Regions from separate parts of the Homo sapiens genome. Here region 2 is linked to region 1. Evidence: read pairs that join two places in POLR2A ChIA-PET (ENCODE). Cell type or tissue: OCI-LY7. All regions are shown on one strand. Links, peaks and the distances in the headings refer to the core of each region. The heading gives the core; the rest is flanking DNA.

Region 1 (9,395 bases), core at 3,036-5,535:
ATAAATTATTTATTTTTTCTAAACTGTTGGAGAGTAAGTTGCAGACATAAAGCCACTTTACACCTAAATATGTCCATGTGTATTTTGTCTAGAATGTGTTTCTGAAGGAGTGGCCTGCCCTTCCACACCTGTAGGTGTTTCTCGTCAGGTGGGACGAGAGACTGAGAAAAGAAAGAGACACAGAGACAAAGTATAGAGAAAGAAAAGTGGGCCTAGGGGACTGGCGCTCAGCATATGGAGGACCTGCACCAGGAGGACCTGCACCAGCACCGGTCTCTGAGTTCCCTTAGTATTTATTGATCATTATCTCTGACATCTCGGAGAGGGGGATGTGGCAGGACAATAGGGTAATAGTGGGGAGAGGGTCAGCAGGAAAACATGTGAACAAATGTCTCTGTGTCATAAACAAGGTTAGAAAAGGTGCCTTTATCTTCCCATTTTAGGGGAAAGAATGAGCTGAACCTCCTATGCAAAGTGGAATGATGATTCTCATTCTCCTGACAAGAAATAAAATAAGTAGCCTCCAGGCATTCCTTTCCACCAGAGGAGCAATTGTTTTTTAAATAGCCCTTTGGTGCCCAGTCTATTACTAAACCGTATGAGTCATTTTTTAATATTACTGCATGTGAGTTAACACAATCTTCCCAAATTAAAGTTTTAGATGGGCCCTCAAAATTTTTAGGGCATGGTTTTCCTGCAGGTTTATATTGAAAGTATGGGGTACCTCCCATTATTCCCCCTTTCATTTGTTTTAAAGGAGAAAGTGAGTGGCCAGAGACTAAATGTCCTGGTTCTTCTGTAGCTGATCTCTCCGGAAGATAAGCAGCCTAGACTTGAGTTTTTAGATGGATACAACCAGGTGCGTGTCTGAGGCACAGAGGTGGGTATTTATAACCTATGGTAACATTAAATGCAGTGCCTTCTTCTCCTGGTTGAGCAAGGCAATGGTCATCTGTAGCTCTAGGCATCTACACACTATTGTTAGTGTAGATTTTTGTAGGAGCATCAATCTAGGTGAGAGGTCAAATAAGTGGAGGAAAAGGCACATAAGCCCAATAAGAATAATTTTGTGTAGAAGGTAAATTAGTGTGAGAGGAAACTGGTGAGACAGAAAGTATAAGGAGGAGAATCATTAAATAAAACCTATTGTAAATGAGATTGAGTGCTGAAGGAGGAAGAGAACAGAGGGATGTTATTTTCAGGCTAATAGAAATGGTGAGATTTTTAGGTTTGTAAGGAGAAAAAGAGAGGTAATTAGAAGTGGGATTAGTTAGATGGGTCTCCATTGCCATCAGGGAGGATTGAATCAGACCCATTGTGATTTGGTGTGCCTGCTTCTGAGGAGTCGGCACAGATCTCACTACGTCTGAGGGCAGTCTGTGACACAGACGTCTTTTCTTTGTGGTTTTTGTTTGATGATCTCCTGGTGAAACACAAGCATATTCTCTTTCCTACGTTAAGGAGAATAAGAGACAATATTTAAAGGTTTGGGGAAATCCTGTAAGGCAGTAATTACAGCAATTAACTCTGCCTTTTGAGCAGAGGCATAAGGGGTAGAAATAAGCTGTCTGTAGGTCTTAAATAATTAATGTTACCTAAAAGTTTTTGGAAGTCATTTAAAGTTTTCAAAGAAACTCTCTTAATTTGAACTTTTTGAGGTTGAATACGTTGTTTATCGACCACCATTCCTAAATATTGAACAGGAGTGGTCTGTTGAATTTTATCCTGAGTGATGTGTAATCCAGCCTCTGTAACACAGCGGCTTAAAATTTGATAACAGTCAATTAATTCTTTATTAGTTGGGGTAGCAATTAAAATATCATCAATATAATGAAGAATATAGGCCTGGGGAAATTGGGCTCGAACTAGTGAAAGCACTTGTCCGACATAAAGCTGGCAGATTGTAGGGCTATTCAGCATTCCCTGAGGAAGTACTTTCCATTGATAATGAGCTGCAGGCTCCTGATTATTGATAGATGGTACAGTAAAAGCAAATTTTTTACAATCCGATTTATGTAAAGCAATATGAAAAAACAATCTTTAAGACCAATAACTATGAGAGACCAATTTTTAGGTATTAAAGCAGGGGCAGGCATGCTGGGTTGGACAGCTCCCATAGGTTTAATTACAGCGTCAATGGCCCATAAATTGGTTACCATACGCCACTTGCCTGATTTCTTTTTTACTAGAAACATAGGAGAATTCCAGGGGGAAAGAGAAGGTTCCACATTTCCAAGTTGTAACTGTTCAGAAACCAATTGAATTAAAGCCTCCAGATTTTCTTTAGAAAGCAGCCACTGCTGAATCCAAACAGGTGTGTCAGATTTCCATTGTAAAGGGATAGGATCAGGAGGCATGGCAGTGGCCACCACTAAAAAGGATAATCTAAACCATTACTGTCTTATTTTATAGTAATTGGGAGGGGTTTAATAATCCCTTCATGCTTCGGACCGAGACCTAGCCCAGGAACAAACCCATGTTTTTCATCATATGCCGACCGGGAACACTATAAGAGTTATATGGAATATTAATTTTAGCCTCAGTATCTACTAGGCCCTCAAAACTTTTTTCCTTGAATGTGTATGGTGAAGGTGGGCCGTTGTTTAGAAATTGTATTAATCCAATAAGCAGCCTTTTTACCACCAGAGTCTATCCCAGAGCCACGTGTCTTATCTCCTTTGTTTAAAACGATATTAGGTAGTAAAAGCAATTGAGCCTGTTTAACAGTAGTAAAAGAAACAGGAGCTTGGCCTGGGGCACGTAATTTATCCCAAGCTCTCATACACACCTTTGTTACTTGTTTTGTGGTAGGAGCATCAAAGCCTACTTGGGCTTAAGTATCAGAGAAACTATTGGAGCCTGTGAGCTGAGCCTGAGTAGTTAGAATGCCATTAGTCTGATTTAGCTGAGCCTGAACATGGGCCTCCTCTGCCCACCAGGCTGAGATGGGGTTAGAACAGCTTTTTGCCAAAAGGTCCAAGTCTAAAGGAAGTAAAGTGACCTCCATACAAAAAGTTTGTAATACCATTTTAACATAAGGAGAAGTAGGACCATACTGACTGAGTACAAGCATCCTTAAATTCTTTTAAAAAAAGTAAGATTGAGCAGTGCATATCGACACAGACCGGTTGAGGAACCGAAACGACAGGAGGGTGAGGGGCTGTAGTGGATGGGGGAGGGCCTGGAGAATTATAGGTAAATTGTAGTTTGGTCCTGGAGCCATTTGAAGAGACAAGAATTAGCATATCTATGGTCCTGGGCTGTGTGAGTCATGGCCGCGGGAGCTTCAAGTACCAGTTCTTCATGAAAAGAAGATAAGTAGGGGGTAACTTTAAGCCAAAGTCACCAGAGTTAGACATTGAATTTTCAGCATCGTTAGGTGGGGGAGGAGTAGCCGAAGGAAGAGGCTGATCAGATAATGAAGGCCGTGTGGGAGAGGAAAGTTGAGGAGGTATTAGGATGGCACGTTCCAAGGCCTAATCACCCCAAACAGTGACGGGAACATAATTCCCTGCTGGGACCAGCTCCCAGAATGTTGAACCAACACGATCCCATACTTTTACATATACGGTTCCTTTTTCAGGAAACCAAGGACAGTATTTTTCCAACACCCTGAATAGAGTGACCATATTTTCCATGGTTACTCAGACCCTTCCCTGTTTTAACAGGTCTACATCTAAGGTTCCTTTTTCTTCTAATTTTAACGTTTCAGTATATATCACCTCCTGTAATTGATTATAGTCAACATTTTGTGTTGACCGAGCCATTACCGGCTCTGCTACATATTTACAATGTGAACTTTCCATTCCTTTTCGGGATTCTATCCCTGCCTCTTCTTCACAATCTATTACACAGCTTTCAGGGGCATCAGAAACTGAAATGCTATCTTCTTCTGTTTGAAACAGTTCTAAAGCTACTTTAATAATGACCCAATCATTCCATATTGTAAGTGGGATGATTTTACCCTCCCTACTTGCTTGTTTTAATTCTTTGCCAATTTTTTCCCAATCTTTTAGATCTAAAGTTCCTTGTTCTAGAAACCATGGACAGAATTGTTCTATTGTTTGAAATAGCATGATTAGAGTTTTTGTAGAGACTCTAACTCCCCCTGTTTTTGAAATAATTTTAATAGAGCTAAAAGGCATATTTACTTTTAGTTTGCCCCATTGTTACCCTAGGTTCTTCCGAGCACACAAGCTTACCACAAGGCTGACTGTAGACTTACTCGGGAATCTCTCATTGACTTGTCCTCAATGACCACGCTCGAGCGTACCTTCACCCTAGAGAAAAGCCCCACGTTGGGCGCCAGATGAAGGGGTGGCCTGCCCCTCCACACCTGTGGGTGTTTCTTGTCAGGTGGGACAAGAGACTGAGAAAAGAAAGAGACACAGAGACAAAGTATAGAGAAAGAAAAGTGGGCCTAGGGGACCAGCACTCAGCATACGGAGGACCTGCTCCGGCACTGGTCTCTGAGTTCCCTCAGTATTTACTGATCATTATCTCTACCATCTCAGAGAGGGGGATGTGGCAGGACAATAGGGTAATAGTGGGGAGAGGGTCAGCAGGAAAACATGTGAACAAATGTCTCTGTGTCATAAACAAGGTTAGAAAAGGTGCTGTGCTTTGATGTGCACATACATAAACATATCTGGTGCATTAAAGAGCAGTATTGCCACCAGCATGTCTCACCTCCAGCCTTAAGGAGGTTTTTCTGTTATCTCAGTAGATGAAACATACAATCGGGTTTTACACCGAGACATTCCATTACCCAGGGATGAGCAGGAGACAGATGCCTTCCTCTTATCTCAACTGCAAAGAGGCCTTCCTCGTTTACTAATCCTCCTCAGCACAGACCTTTTATGGGTGTTGGGCTGGGGGACAGTCAGGTCTTTCCCTTCTTACGAGGCCATCTCTCAGACTATCACATGGGGAGAAACCTTGGACAATACCTGGCTTTCCTAGGCAGAGGTCCTTGCAGCCTTCTGCAGTGTATTGTGTCCTTGGGTACTTGAGATTAGAGAGTGGTGATGACTTTTAACAAGCATACTGCCTTCAAGCACTTGTTTAACAAAGCACATCCTGCATAGCCCTAAATCCATTAAACCTTGAGTCAACACAGCACATGTCTCTGCGAGCACAGGGTTGGGGGTAGGGTTACAGATTAACAGCATCTCAAGGCAGAAGAATTTTTCTTAGTACAGAACAAAATGGAGTCTCTTATGTCTACTTCTTTCTACATAGACACAGTAACAGTCTGATCTCTCTTTCTTTTCCTCACATGTTTCCTCCAGATATTCCCATGGCTCACTCTGCACAAAGCACACCCTCACTTCCTGCAAGTCTTTGTTCAAATGTCACCTTCTCAAGGAGGCCTACCCAATCACCCCTTTAAAATTTCAACCTGCCTTTCTGTGCACTGCTGTCACTCTTAATCCTCTTACCACTCTCTACTTTTTCTTCTTCGACAACACCTTTCACTTTCTAGGATACTTTAAAATTTATAGGTTAAATCTGTTTGTAATTTAAGCTCCCTAAGGACAGGAATCTTTGAACTTTTTGTTTACTGATATATCCCAAGCCCTTAAAGCAGTGCTTGGCACACAGCAGATGGTCCATAAATACCTATTGAATGAATAAATAAATGGGGTAACCCAGGGTCATAGCGAGTAAGTGGCATGGTGCTTTCATCAGACCCTATCATGGGTCAGCTACTGCTCTCAGAGCTCTTCTGTGACATCCTCTCGGGCTGCCTAGGTTCTCAATGGGCCCATCTATGACACTGCTTTATGTAGCCTCTAGCCATTGTGGGGTTGACCCAAAACAAAATTATGAGCTCTCAATTTTGCCATTGTTACCTCTGATGTTTCTTTTTTCTTTTTGAGACAGAATCTCCCTCTGTTGCCCAGGCTGGAGTGCAATGGTGCAATCTTGGCTCACTGCAACGTCCACCTCCTGGGTTCAAGCAATTTTTCTTCCGCAGCCTCCTGAGTAGCTGGGGTTACAGGCACATGCCACCATTCCCAGCTAATTTTTGCTTTTTGGGTGTTTTTTTTTGAGACGGAGTTTCACTCTTGTTGCCCAGGCTGGAGTGCAATGGTGCAATCTTGGCTCACCTAAACCTCCACCTCCTGGGTTCAAGTGGCTCTCAGCAACCCCCCACACACACCCTTATCCTCCAATCTACCCTGAACCCCAGCCACTGCCTCCTAGGCCAGGTTCCTTGATGTGCACATCTCTGATTGGCCAGACCTGGGGCTTCAGCCCCTTGCCCAAGATGAGATCAGCCCCATTCTTACCATATGGAATGAGAGCGGGGAAGGTATGGTTCTCTAGTAGAAAAGTGGGGTGTTGTAACATGAAAAGGGGGAATGAATTCTAGCCAGGAAAAAAATGCCAATGGATTCGCTTATTCTCCTGCCTCAGCCTCCCAGGTAGCTGGAATTACAGGCATGTGCCACCACGCCTGGCTAATAATTTTTGTATTTTTTTAGTAGAGATGGGGTTTCACCATGTTGGCCAGGCTGGTCTTGAACCCCTGACCTTGTGATCTGCCCGCCTCGGCCTCTGAAAGTGCTGGGATTACAGGTGTGTGCCACTGCTCCCAGCCTGATATCCCTTTTTCACTGCTTTCCCCACTCCAAAACCACTCTTTGCCCTAATGTTTCTCCCACATGGCAACTATTTCCATCTCATATGGCAAGGGGCAGGGCAAAGTGGTGCAAAAACACTGGGCAGGGAGTCCTTAGAAAGGACCCACTTCCCTCTTTGGGTCTCAGTTCCCCACTCTGAGATTCCCATGATCTCTGAGACTCTTGGTGACTCTGATAGCATCTGCCAGTCTAATACCTTTATACATTGACCTAGGGAGTCTGGGTTGAGATTTGTGGACTTTTCCCTGATAGCAGAATGTGTGGCTCATTCTCCCATGAAAAGCATCACAGGGAATAGATGAAAAAAGTGTTTTCAAGTCTATGGTTACTGCTTCCCTGCCTCTGGGTTTGAGAACTAGACAAATCTGGATTTCTATCTAAAGCTGCCACATCACTTAGTAGTTCTATGACCCTGCCAACTTGCTTCAGCTTTCTGAGTCTCAGTTTTCTCCACTGTAAGATAGGTTTAATAATATCTTCTCCAGAGGGTTGTTGGAAGGAGCAAATAAAAAGATGCATGCAAAGCACTTTGCCTATTACCTGGGACACAGAAAGTTCCAAAAATAGCAGCTGTTATTAGCACCTGTCTTAATCCATTTTCTGTTGCTTATAACAGAATCCCTGAACCTGGGTAATTTATAAAGGAAAGGAATTTATTTCTTAGAGTTATGGAGGCTGTTAAGTCCAAGGTGGAGGAGCTGCATCTGATGAGGACCTTTCTGCTGGTGGGGACTCTCTGCAGAGTCTCAATATGGTACAGGGCATCACATGATGAGGGGGCTGAGCAAGCCAGCTCAGGTATCTCTTCCTTTTCTTATGAAGCCACCAGTTCCATTTCCTGATAACCCATTACTCCATCAATCCATTAATCCATGAATGAATTAATCCATTCATTAGGGCAGAGGCCTCATGACCCAATCACCTGTCAAAGGTCCCACCTCTCAATACTGCCACACTGGGGACTAACCTTAACACGAGTTTTGGAGGGGACAAACATTCAAACCATGGCAGCATCTGAGCCCTGAGTGGATTCCTGCTGCAGCTGTGGCCACATGGTCAGGGAGCATTTCTGGAGTCCTCTCTGCATAGTAAGTGTGGGCCTGAGCCCTGTGTGCAGCTGCTGTGGGGCTGGTTTGGTGGGCGGTGTCTGCGGCTATTTTGGAGACACCAGTTCCTATTGTCTAGACAGAGTTCCCTAAGGCCATCATCTCCCCAGCATAGAGGCTGAGCCCAGAAGTCTGAGTCATAGAAAGCACTTGAAAGTCCCTGGGAAAGCCATCTGGGCCAGGAGCACTTAGAATATTTTTCCCTACATGTTTCTTTTATTGAAATATTATATTCATCTTTTATTGCTGCATAACAACTCAAAACTTAGTAGCTTAAAACAACAAACATTGATTATGTCACCCAGTTTCTGAAGGTCAGGAATTAGGAGGCAGCTTAGCCATGTGGTCTGGCTCAGGGTCTCCCATGAGTTTGTGGTCAAGCAGACAGCTAGGGCTGCCAACATCTGAAGGCTTTAACTGGAGCTGAAGAATCCACTTGCAAGCTCACTTACATAGCTGTTGACAGGAGGCTTTAGTTTCTTGCCCCTCGGATTTTTTCATAGGGATGCCCAACACATGGGTTCTCCAGAATAAGTGACCTGAGGGAAAGGGAGATTGAGACCAAGACAGAACTGCAGTGTCTTTTTTTTTTTTGAAATGGAGTTTCACTCTTGTCTCCCAGGTTAGAGTGCAATGGTGCGATCTCAGCTTATGGCAACCTCCACCTCCCAGGTTCAAGCGATTCTCCTGCCTCAGCCTCCCGAGTAGCTGGGATTACAGGCACCTACCACCATACCTGGCTAATTTTTTTGTATGTTTAGTAGAGATGGGGTTTTGCCATGTTGGCCAGGCTAGTCTTGAACTCCTGACCTCAGGTGATCCACACGCCTCAGACTCCCAAAGTGCTGGGATTACAGGTGTGAGCCACCACGCCCGCCCTGCAGTGTCTTTTATAACTAATCTCAGAAGTGACACCCCATTACTTCTGCCAAATAGACCAACCTGATACAGCGTGGGAGGGGATAATACAAGGGCATGCACACCAGTAGGCAGGAGTCTTTGGGGGCTCTTTGAGGTTTTTTGTTTCTTTGTTTTGAGACAGAGTCTCGCTTTGTCACCCAGCCTAGAGTGCACTGGTGTGATCTCGGCTCACTGCAACCTTCCAGGTTCAAGCGATTCTCCTGCCTCAGCCTCCTGAGTAGCTGGGACTACAGGCGCACACCATCATGCCCAGCTAACTTTTTTGTATTTTTGGTAGAGATAGGGTTTCACCATGTTGGCCAGGCTGGTCTTAAACTCCCGACCTCAAGTGATCCGCGCACCTTGGCCTCCCAAAGTGCTGGGATTACAGGTGTGAACCACCATGCCTGCCTGGGGAATCTTTTGAATGCCACCTGCCATGGACATAATTCACATATGATGAAATTCACAGATCTTAGGCGTACAGTTTTATCAGTTTTAACAACGGAATATGTTTTTTTTTCGAGATGAAGTCTTGCTTGCTCTGTCGCCAGGCTGGAGTGCAGTGGCTTGATCTTGGTTCACTATAACCTCCCCTTCCCGGGTTCAAGCAATTTTCCTGCCTCAGCCTCCTGAGTAGCTGGGATTACAGGAGTGCACCACCGCATCCGGCTAAATTTTGTATTCTTAGTAGAGACAGGGTTTCACCATGTTGGCCAGGCTGGTTTCGAACTCTTGA
Region 2 (9,395 bases), core at 4,083-6,582, 340 kb before region 1:
CCCAATATTCAAACAAGGAATAAAACATTCAGAACCATTGAGATAAAGATCAAAACAATAGTGAGAACATCTGACAAATGCTAACTTTTTAAACTGTAGAAGCCTCCACTAACTACAGACTGTCTGACCCCAGAATTAGGATTTTGCTCCCTGTCCTTGCTGGCCACACTGAAAATAAGTGAGGCTAATTACAATAATCTATCCTGGGGCAGGTTATTTGGGGCAATAAATCAACCTCAACTGTTAACCTTTCTTGTGTGTGTGTGTGTGTGTGTGTGTGTGTGTGTGTGTGTGTGACAGAGAGAGAGAATACATATGTAAACATGATGCATGGGCACTTATTTATTTAGTATCTTATATATGCCAGGCATTTTAATCTTCATAACAGCCCTGCCAACTCAGTTTTTAGATATACATTTAAGGGATTTAATGAACAAGCTGAGATCTAGAGATACTAAATGATGAGTTCAAGTTTTTCCATTATACCATGCTGTTTCTCACAATGCCATGCTGTATTACCCTCAGTAGCACCATAACTCAGTTGTCAGTAGACCACAAACACAACATTGGGTCATCCATCTTGCAGTCATGTACTCTGGGCCACAGGAGGCATTCGAAGACAGAGTTTGATGGATAATTACAGCTTTTTTCATTAGGAAAATAATTTGAAGTTCATGGTTTACATACAGTGGATCAAAACAACAATAAAGCAGTGAATACACTTTGTTATTATCTATATAGGCCAGTTTTACTGAAAAAGACTGATACATCCCCAATACCATACCACCTGCTGCTCAAAGACAAGCCTTTTAGTTTGAGGTTGTAGTCACTATTGGCAAAGTCTGACTGTGTTTGCAACTGTCTTTTAAACTTACAATCTTCATAAAGAGCTTCACTTTTGAGATTGTTGCCATTGAATGATTTTTCTGTGACTGTTTACTAGCTGGGCCTGAATAATCTCCTGCACCAGCCACTTTGCCTGCGGTCTCCTTTATTTCATTCATCATGAGGAAGCCACCTCAGGCTCCTGTTGTCATTTCTCTCTGCCTATATGTCAGTATCCAGTGTCAGTGGACTGGCTATATTTCAATACTTCAGTGTTAGATAGTAGCCCTAATAAATGCTTGTCAATTTAGCAACAGTAGTTATCCAATTATTTCTGTTGTCGTGGTACAGACAACCTTGGTTATAACTACTTAAAAGTCCAGGCCGGGCACAGTGGCTCACACCTGTAATCCCAGCACTTTGGGAGGCCGAGGCGGGGGGATCATCTGAGGTCAGGAGTTCGAGACCAGCCTGGCCAATGTGGTAAAACCCCATTTCTACCAAAAATACAAAAATTAGCCAAGTGTGGTGGCACATGCCTATAATCCCAGCTACTTGGGAGGCTGAGGCAGGAGAATCACTTGAACCCTGGAGGCAGAGGCTGCAGTGAGCTGAGATTGTGCCACTGCACTCCAGCCTGGGTGACAAGAGCGAGACTCCATCTCAAAACAAACAAACAAAAACAAACAAACAAAAAAAAAACAAGTCCATATGTAAGGTCCCTGATGATAACCCTGAGTTTCCTATAAAGACAAAAATGCTGCCAGCCTTTACTTTGGCTTGTGACTAATTGGGCATTAGTGCCTTACTTTTGAAATCTATGTCAAGCTTTTAATTCTGTTTCTGAATTTTTCAATAACCATGCTATCCTTCAATTACAAGATTTATGCTCCTGATGCATCATCAATACTCTTTCAAGTTTTGTTTTCTAGTATTAGAGATAAGTTGCACCGAACTTGAGAATTTGCCACTTATTAGGGTAGGGGCTAGATAGGGTACATATATCTGGCACTGTATTAGTGAGGGGTTTTTTCAGTGTGAAATGTGCTGGCCTGTGCAAGGATTAAATCTATAACTTTGGTTTTATTAGGGCAATCAGTGATCATGCTTTCTATATACAGAATGAGGATTCAAGATTCAGGTATTGTTTATTTATTCCTCTTCACCAAAGTTTAGGGTAAAGCTGGTGGTAATTGAATAGAAAAGGAAAAGTGATGTTTAGTGTTTGAATGCACGCGCACGCACGTGTGTGTGTATTTGTACAGTAACACTTTGATTTTTAAGTTATCATATAATTAATAGTTAAGAGAAAGGCTCCAGGGCCAATCTAACTAGAATTCTGGCTCTTCCAGTTACTAATTATAATTGTAACCCTGGTCGAGTTACTTAACCTGTCTGTGTTAATGTATCTTGTGACCTCGATCAATTTACTTTAGTTCTAGCAGATTTTTTGTGGATTCCTTAGGATTTTTTACAAACACAATTATGTTGTTTGCAAATACAGTTTTACTTCTTCCTTTCTAATCTTTAAACCTTTTTTTACCTGCCTTATTGCACTTCCTAGTACCTCCAGTATGATATTGAATAGACAATTGAATGGCCATTCTCAATCTTAGGGGGAAAGCATTCAATCTTTCCCTTAATAAATATGATGTTAGCTGTAGGTTTTTGTTAGATATCCTTTAAGAGATTGAGGAAGTTTTCTTCTATCCTGGTTTGTTGTGAATTGTTATGATGGTTGAGTATTGAATTTTGTCAAATGATTTTCCTTTGTCTATAAAGATGATCAGGCCCGGTGCGAATGGCTCATGCCTGTAATCCCAGCACTTTGGGAGGCCGAGGCAGGCAGATCATGAGGACAGGAGATGGAGACCATCCTGGCCAACATGGTGAAACCCCACCTCTCCTAAAATACAAAAAATTAGCTGGGCGTGGTGGCGCGCACCTCTAGTCCCAGCTACTCGGGAGGCTGAGGCAGGGGAATTGCTGGAACCCAGAAGGCAGAAGTCACAGTGAGCCGAGATCATGCCACTGCACTCCAGCCTGGTGACAGAGCAAGACTCCGTCTCAAAAAAATAAAAAAATAAAACTAAAAGATGATCATATGATCACTTTCTTTATTAATATGCTGATTTACATTGCTAGATTTTTTTATGTTAAACTTTGCCTTAATATAACAACAACAACAACAACAACAAAAAACAGAGATGTTCCAGTATGTTTCTCTGTGCATTTTTGGGGAACTAGCAGTATCTTAAGGTAGTTTAGAATCTCTAGGTTTATTCTCTAGTTGTCTCTCAATTTAAAGACTAAATGTTAATGATATAATAATCAACAGCAATATTTCTTCTGGGAGAGAACAAATGATTATATTGAGATTTCTTGATTAGTGATTTAAGTATATTTTAGTGAAATATAAACCAGTACAAGGAGAATATCATATTTATACTAGCTTTCAGATTATTTATTTCTCCCATAATTCACAGAAAAATAATTTTAATTCTTTTGAGAACTTCCTTTTTAAAGAAATGAATATATTGGGTAATGAAGCTGGCTGGCTAAATAAGACATATAATTATCGAAATGTAATTCATTCCATATTTAGAAATTATTTTGCACTAGTAATCATAATAAATGGAAGTCTCCAGGTGAAGAAAGACTTGGTTCTTCATTGGGTGATAAACAAAACAAGGACCCCCATAGTTAGTGCCTTGATTTATCATGCTTGCTATTTAACTGTGACCATAATATGATGTTTGTTCTCTTTATATAAAGGAAGGTTTTTGTTGTTTGTTACTGAGTATTTCCAGTCCTGTTTAATTATAATGGCTACTATTTTTGTAAAGAAGGTATTTTAAAATCAATGCTTAAATGTAGTAAAAATGATTCATTCCCCCAATGCCAGTTCCAGTCCTACAAATGGAAATAGCACTGAGGAGGACATCAGCTGATTTAATCTTCCATTAAGGTTTTATTTGCATAGCCCTTGATCCCTAAAGGCTTAGTCTGCCCATTGCCTCAACAAACCCTTTGTACAAATAAAATTGAATCAAGCAGATGAGTGAGTAAGTGTGTCTGGATAGCAGCCCTGGAATATCGCTACCCTTCTCATTTGCAAAGCTACATTTCCCAGTCCTTTCTGCATACACACAGGCTGTGGGGTCAAACCCGATTAGGTGCTCTCATCAACTCTTTTACAGGATTGGCCTTTTCAGCTTCGAGAAGCAGCATGACCTGTTCCATTCAGCGGCTGTTCTTAGCCCATTCTTTAGCTCTGTCTGTTACGTTCCCATGGAGTGAGGCTCTGGCTTCTCCTGCACATGCTCCCTGAGAGAGTCATTCACAAAGACAATCTGCTCTCCAAGGAAAAGCAGCAAAGCCAGCTGAGGAAAGAGATGATGGATCATGCCAACCAGAGGGGAAGAGTAAGGCATATTAAAAATGACATCAGTGCAGTAATCCCACAGGGATTAATACAAATTGAACTGGTATGTTTTTCCTGGAAATTCCAGCTCATTCCAGGCATTCATTTTTTCCATAAAGGAGTGGGGGCAGGTTTGATTCTCTCCATGTGACAAGCAATTCAGCAGCAGAGGCAATTAAGCCTTATTGACCGGCACTATACAAAACTACTAAATATTCAACAAACAGACCTTCCAGAGAAAATACATGAGGTCATTATAGTAATAGTTTCCCCTTTGGGTATTCTTCAAAATATTTTTATTTAGTTTGAGTGTGAGAGATAATATAATGCCTATAAGGATAGTTTAAAATGGTAGAAAACTATCACGTTTTAAGTATGTGACATTCTGTTAGCATTATGTGAATAAATTTCTGTCTCTCTGCAATCAGTTCAGTTCACCAAATATATATTATGAGACACCTATCCAATGATGGATGAATGTTACTCTTCTGGTGGCTAAAAACCTATGTATGGACCAAGTGGGACAGACTATAGAATTGGAAGAATGTGGACTTCTCTGCCAACCAGTGATAGATAGATTGGGCCTGGAAAGGGCTGGTCTGAGGTGGCCTATTAGATATGGGAACTCTAGTTTATTTTTTAATAATGAATGTTATTTTTATTACAAAAGTATATATTTTCATTATAGAAGATTTGGGGGAGAGGAATAAGCATAGTCAAGAAAAAACCTGTTATCCTAGCACCCCGAAGTAATGCTGTTAATGTTTTGTTTTATATCCTTCTAGTTTTTTAAATTTATGAGTGCATACATTTTCTTATTTAAAAAAAGATCTTGTTACACACTCTTTCTTAAACTGATTTTATCACCTTACTATGAACCTTTTTGTGTCCTTAAATATGATATTCTATTATATGAAAGTACAATTACTAATCCTTACCAATGGGATTTTAAATCTTCAATTTCCCCTCTTGTAATGACCACTCAGGTAGCTGAATCTTTGTGAACCCCTGGGATTATTTTAAAGATAAATTAATAAACATGGAATTACTGGGTTAAAACCTATGTAAAATACTATGGCTCTAGATGTATATTTTTTAAATATACCCCAATTTATATGTCTTTCAGCAGTGAGTATATGAGAAAATTTGACTTCTAAGCTACTCATGATTGAACAGTATCAAACTCTGTATTTGTATTTACTTACTTGTATATTCTTGCACTCTGATTAAGTTCTCAAACTTCATGTAAAGTAGTTCTCATTGTTCTCAGTATTCAACTAGTGGTCTACAACAAGTAGGTGGGAGATGGGGAAAGAGATGAATTCCTGAGAGTCTGGTTCTCTCCTGGGGCTCTCAAGCCCTGGGATGGTAACAAGGAAGTCAAGAAGACTGGCATTTTATCTTTTTGTCCCAGGTCCTAGAGAAAGGATGAGAGATATACTTAAAACCTACTAAAAACAGGCCAGGCGCGGTGGCTCATGCCTGTAATCCCAGCACTTTGGGGGGCCGAGGCAGGCAGATCACAAGGTTAGGAGTTCGAGACCAGCCTGGCCAACATGGTGAAACCCCGTCTCTACTAAAAAAACAAACAAAAAAATTAGCCGGTTATGGTGGCACATGCCTGTAGTCCCAGCTACTCAGGAAGCAGAGGCAAGAGAATCGCTTGAATCTGGGAGGCGGAGGTTGCAGTGAGCCGAGATCGTCCCACTGCACTCCAGCCTGGGTGACAGAGCGAGACTTCATCTCAAAACAAAAACAAACAAAAACAAAACAAAAAAACTACTAAAAACAGAAAGGGTATCTAATCTTCAAGAGCTTACTGTCTAGTCAGGAGAAAGAACATACATCCATGTGAAGCAAACTAGTGCAGCTCCATTTGAAGCAAACTAGTGCAAATAAATTCATACAATTCAAACTATTTTCTTATTGGTTGATGATTTAAATATGTTATTCTTTTTGCTTGTGAACAGATTCTGACGTGATGTGACAAAAATAGACTAACTGATTCACTCCCTCTCCAGCTTTCCATCACACTTAATCCAGAAACTTTCACTTCCAGTAATGGCGAGCTAGATAATTAGGATGACAAGGACAACTTAAAAAACTGAGAGAAATAAATTTTTTAAATTTTCTTACATGTACTAAAAAGGTAACAAAATAATAAAATAGGCTTGGGCCAAAATCTAGGGTAAAACAAGAACCCACGAGGTAAACTCACCATTCAAAGCCTCTTTCTCCCCCCTCACACCTTGTTTGTGCTCTAGACCCACATGATCAGGGACAGGCCAGAAACCTGACCACAGGTATCAGGAATGCCAGCTCCTGAGAAAGCTAACCTGATGACTACTTCATTGTTTTTAACTTCATCTATTTCTATGAAACACATTGATTGTACCATTTTTTTAAAGTGTTAAGATTATTAGGTATGTAAATTTGCTGCAATTGTTTTTAAATAAAAATACTATCTCTTAGAATAATGAATTTTAAAAATACCTCTCTCTCTGAAGGCATTTACTAGTCTGAATGAAATATCTGTGTAGTCAGGCTGAGTTTTTGGTAGTCTTATAGGGGAAGGAAGACAGGAATCAAAGCTGAGAGCCTGCCCAGGGTAAGAAATCTGATAAACCACCTCCCTGTTTAATCCAGGAATCTCAAGTGCTCCACCTTCAAAGTAAGAGTGAACTAGAAGTAAACCATTACTGGAGCAGCTCAAGTTTGTGTTACTCAGGTAGTCCAGGGAACCTCAAACTTTTGACATAGATAGACTAGGATGGTTCCATACTAGTAGTGGTTTCTGGTGCTTGACAGAATCAAAAAAAAATCATTTCTAGAGAATGGAGCCATTATCTTTGGACATTTATTAACCTTGAAAATATTTATTTTCTAGTATAATGACCAACAGTCAAAGATAACACTTTCACAGAATAACAAGATACCCTGAGTAGTAAACAGCAGAAACAACAGAGTCCCACAGAAACTTCAGAAATTGCAATCATGAGACAGACTGTAAAGTAACTATCCTGACTATGTATAAAGAGATTTTTAATGAGCTTGAAAATATCTGCAAGAAGGGAATCTATAAAAAGTATTGTAACAGATTGTTTTAAAACTAAATAGAACTTACAAAAGTGAAAAATATAACCATCAAAATTATGAACTCAGTGAACATATTAATCAGTAGATCATATACAGCTGAGGTCAGAACTGAAAGATGAGTCTGAAGAAATCATCCAGAGTGTAGCAGAGAAGAGAAAATGATAGATCATATGCAAGATAGGGTAAGAGACATGCAGGTCAGAATAAGAATACCTACTAACATACCCTTATGGAAGTCCCAGAAGATAAGGAAAGAGAGTTTTGGGACAGAGGATATTGGAAGAGATGGTAGCAGAGAATTTTCCTTAATTGATAAAAAACAGCAATCCACAGATTAAAGAAGCCTAATAAATTTATTCTTCTGACAAGTAGACCCAGGCAGAAGGAAAATTTATCTCAGATGGGTATCCCAGAAGGAAAATTAAAGGCATTTTGAGGCAAACAAAAACAGAGTTTGCCTCTATTACATCAAATGTAAATGGACTAAATGTTCCCATTAAAAGACAAAGATTGTCATACTGGATAAAATAATACTATAACTCTCTGCTGTTTACAGAAGACACACCTAAAATATGTCAGTAAGTTTTCAACTGTGGGTGATTTTGCCCTCAAGAAGATATTTAACAGTGTCTGGACTTATTTTTGGTTGTCATAACCTGGGGAAGTGCCATTGTAAACTACAGTGCATAGAACTGCACCCCCCGCCACACACACACAAGGAATTACGTGGCCCCAATATCACGATTGGAGAAATCCTGATGTAAGTAAACAGAAAGTTAAAAATGAAAAGATAGTAAAGAAAATATATACCAAAAGTAAGCCCAATTGCTATGTTAATTATAGACAAAATTATAATGAGTCAGAAAATACTTCTAGAAATAAAAGGGATTACTTCAAAATAATAAATGTCCATTTACCAGGAAAATCTAAGAATATTAAATTTTTATTCATCAAATAAAATGACCTCAAAATACTTAAAGCAAAAATTCCACAACTCTAAGGAAAAAGACAAATTCATTATCAAGGTGTTTTATATTTACATTCTTCTCTCAGCATTTGATATAAAAAGCAGACAAAAAGCCCCAGTAAGAATATGTAAGATTTGAATAACACAATTGTCAAATTTCACTAAGGGACATATATATAACACTGTACTTAACAACTGCAGAATATTATTTTCAAGCATACATGGAAGGAACAGTTATAAAAGTTGACTCTATACTGGATCACAGAGCTAGTGTCAACAATTTCATAGAATTAAAACCACACATAATTATGCTCTCTGACCACAGTGTATTGTTAGCATTCAATAAGAAAAAGATGACTAGAAATACCAATATTTGGAAATTAAGCAGTACACATATATAATCCATCACAGTGGAAATTAGAAAATATTCCTGACTGATAATGAAAAATACTATATATAAACTTTTCAGTAAATAAAGCTGAGCTTAGAGGAAAATTTATGGCTTTAAATTCATCTAAAGAAGTTAGGGGAAAAAACAACAAATTAAATCTGAAGAAGGTAGAAGGAAAGAAATAATAAAGACAAGAACAGGAATTAATGAAATAGAAAACACTTATAGAGAGGATATACAAAGCCAAAAGGTGATTCTTTTTAAAGACTGATAAGACTGCTGCCGGGTGTAGTGGTTCACGCCTGTAATCCCAGCGCTTTGGGAAGCTGAGGTGGGTGGATCACTTGAGGCTAGGAATTCAAGACCTACCTGGCCAACATGACGAAACCCCGTCTCTACTAAAAATACAAAAATTAGCCAGGCGTGGTGGTACATACCTGCAGTCCCAGCTACTTGGGAGGCTGAGGCACAAGAATTGCTTGAACCCAGGAGGTGGAGGTTGCAGCGAGCCAAGATTGCGCCACTGCATTCCAGCCTGGGCGACACAGAGCGAGACTCTGTCTCCAAAAAAGAAAAAAAAAAAAAAGACTACAAATCCTTATAAAGACTGATTGAGGAGAAAAAACGAAAGACAGATAACCAAAATCAGGAATGAAAAGGAAGACATCACTGCCGATCCTAGAGGTATTATA

Evidence for each region. Peaks named below come from ENCODE experiments on the same cell type or tissue, not always from the same donor. Only the 100,000 strongest peaks of a DNase experiment are listed, where the experiment ranks them.
Region 2: POLR2A ChIA-PET joins it to region 1 with 5 read pairs; 2 of 35 experiments call an interaction of 5 or more read pairs at or near these places.

The regions. Positions count from the first base shown.
Region 1 is chr1:33,059,400-33,068,794 of GRCh38, reverse strand. No RefSeq gene overlaps it. Among named protein-coding and RNA genes, the nearest start is that of AZIN2, 17 kb to the left of the region's middle. In OCI-LY7, for the core only: no CTCF peak of the experiment used is centred there; a DNase peak (open chromatin) is centred at 4,304.
Region 2 is chr1:33,405,079-33,414,473 of GRCh38, reverse strand. The region is part of intron 1 of PHC2 (polyhomeotic homolog 2); the gene reads left to right. Among named protein-coding and RNA genes, the nearest start is that of PHC2, 21 kb to the left of the region's middle. In OCI-LY7, for the core only: no CTCF peak of the experiment used is centred there; no DNase peak of the experiment used is centred there.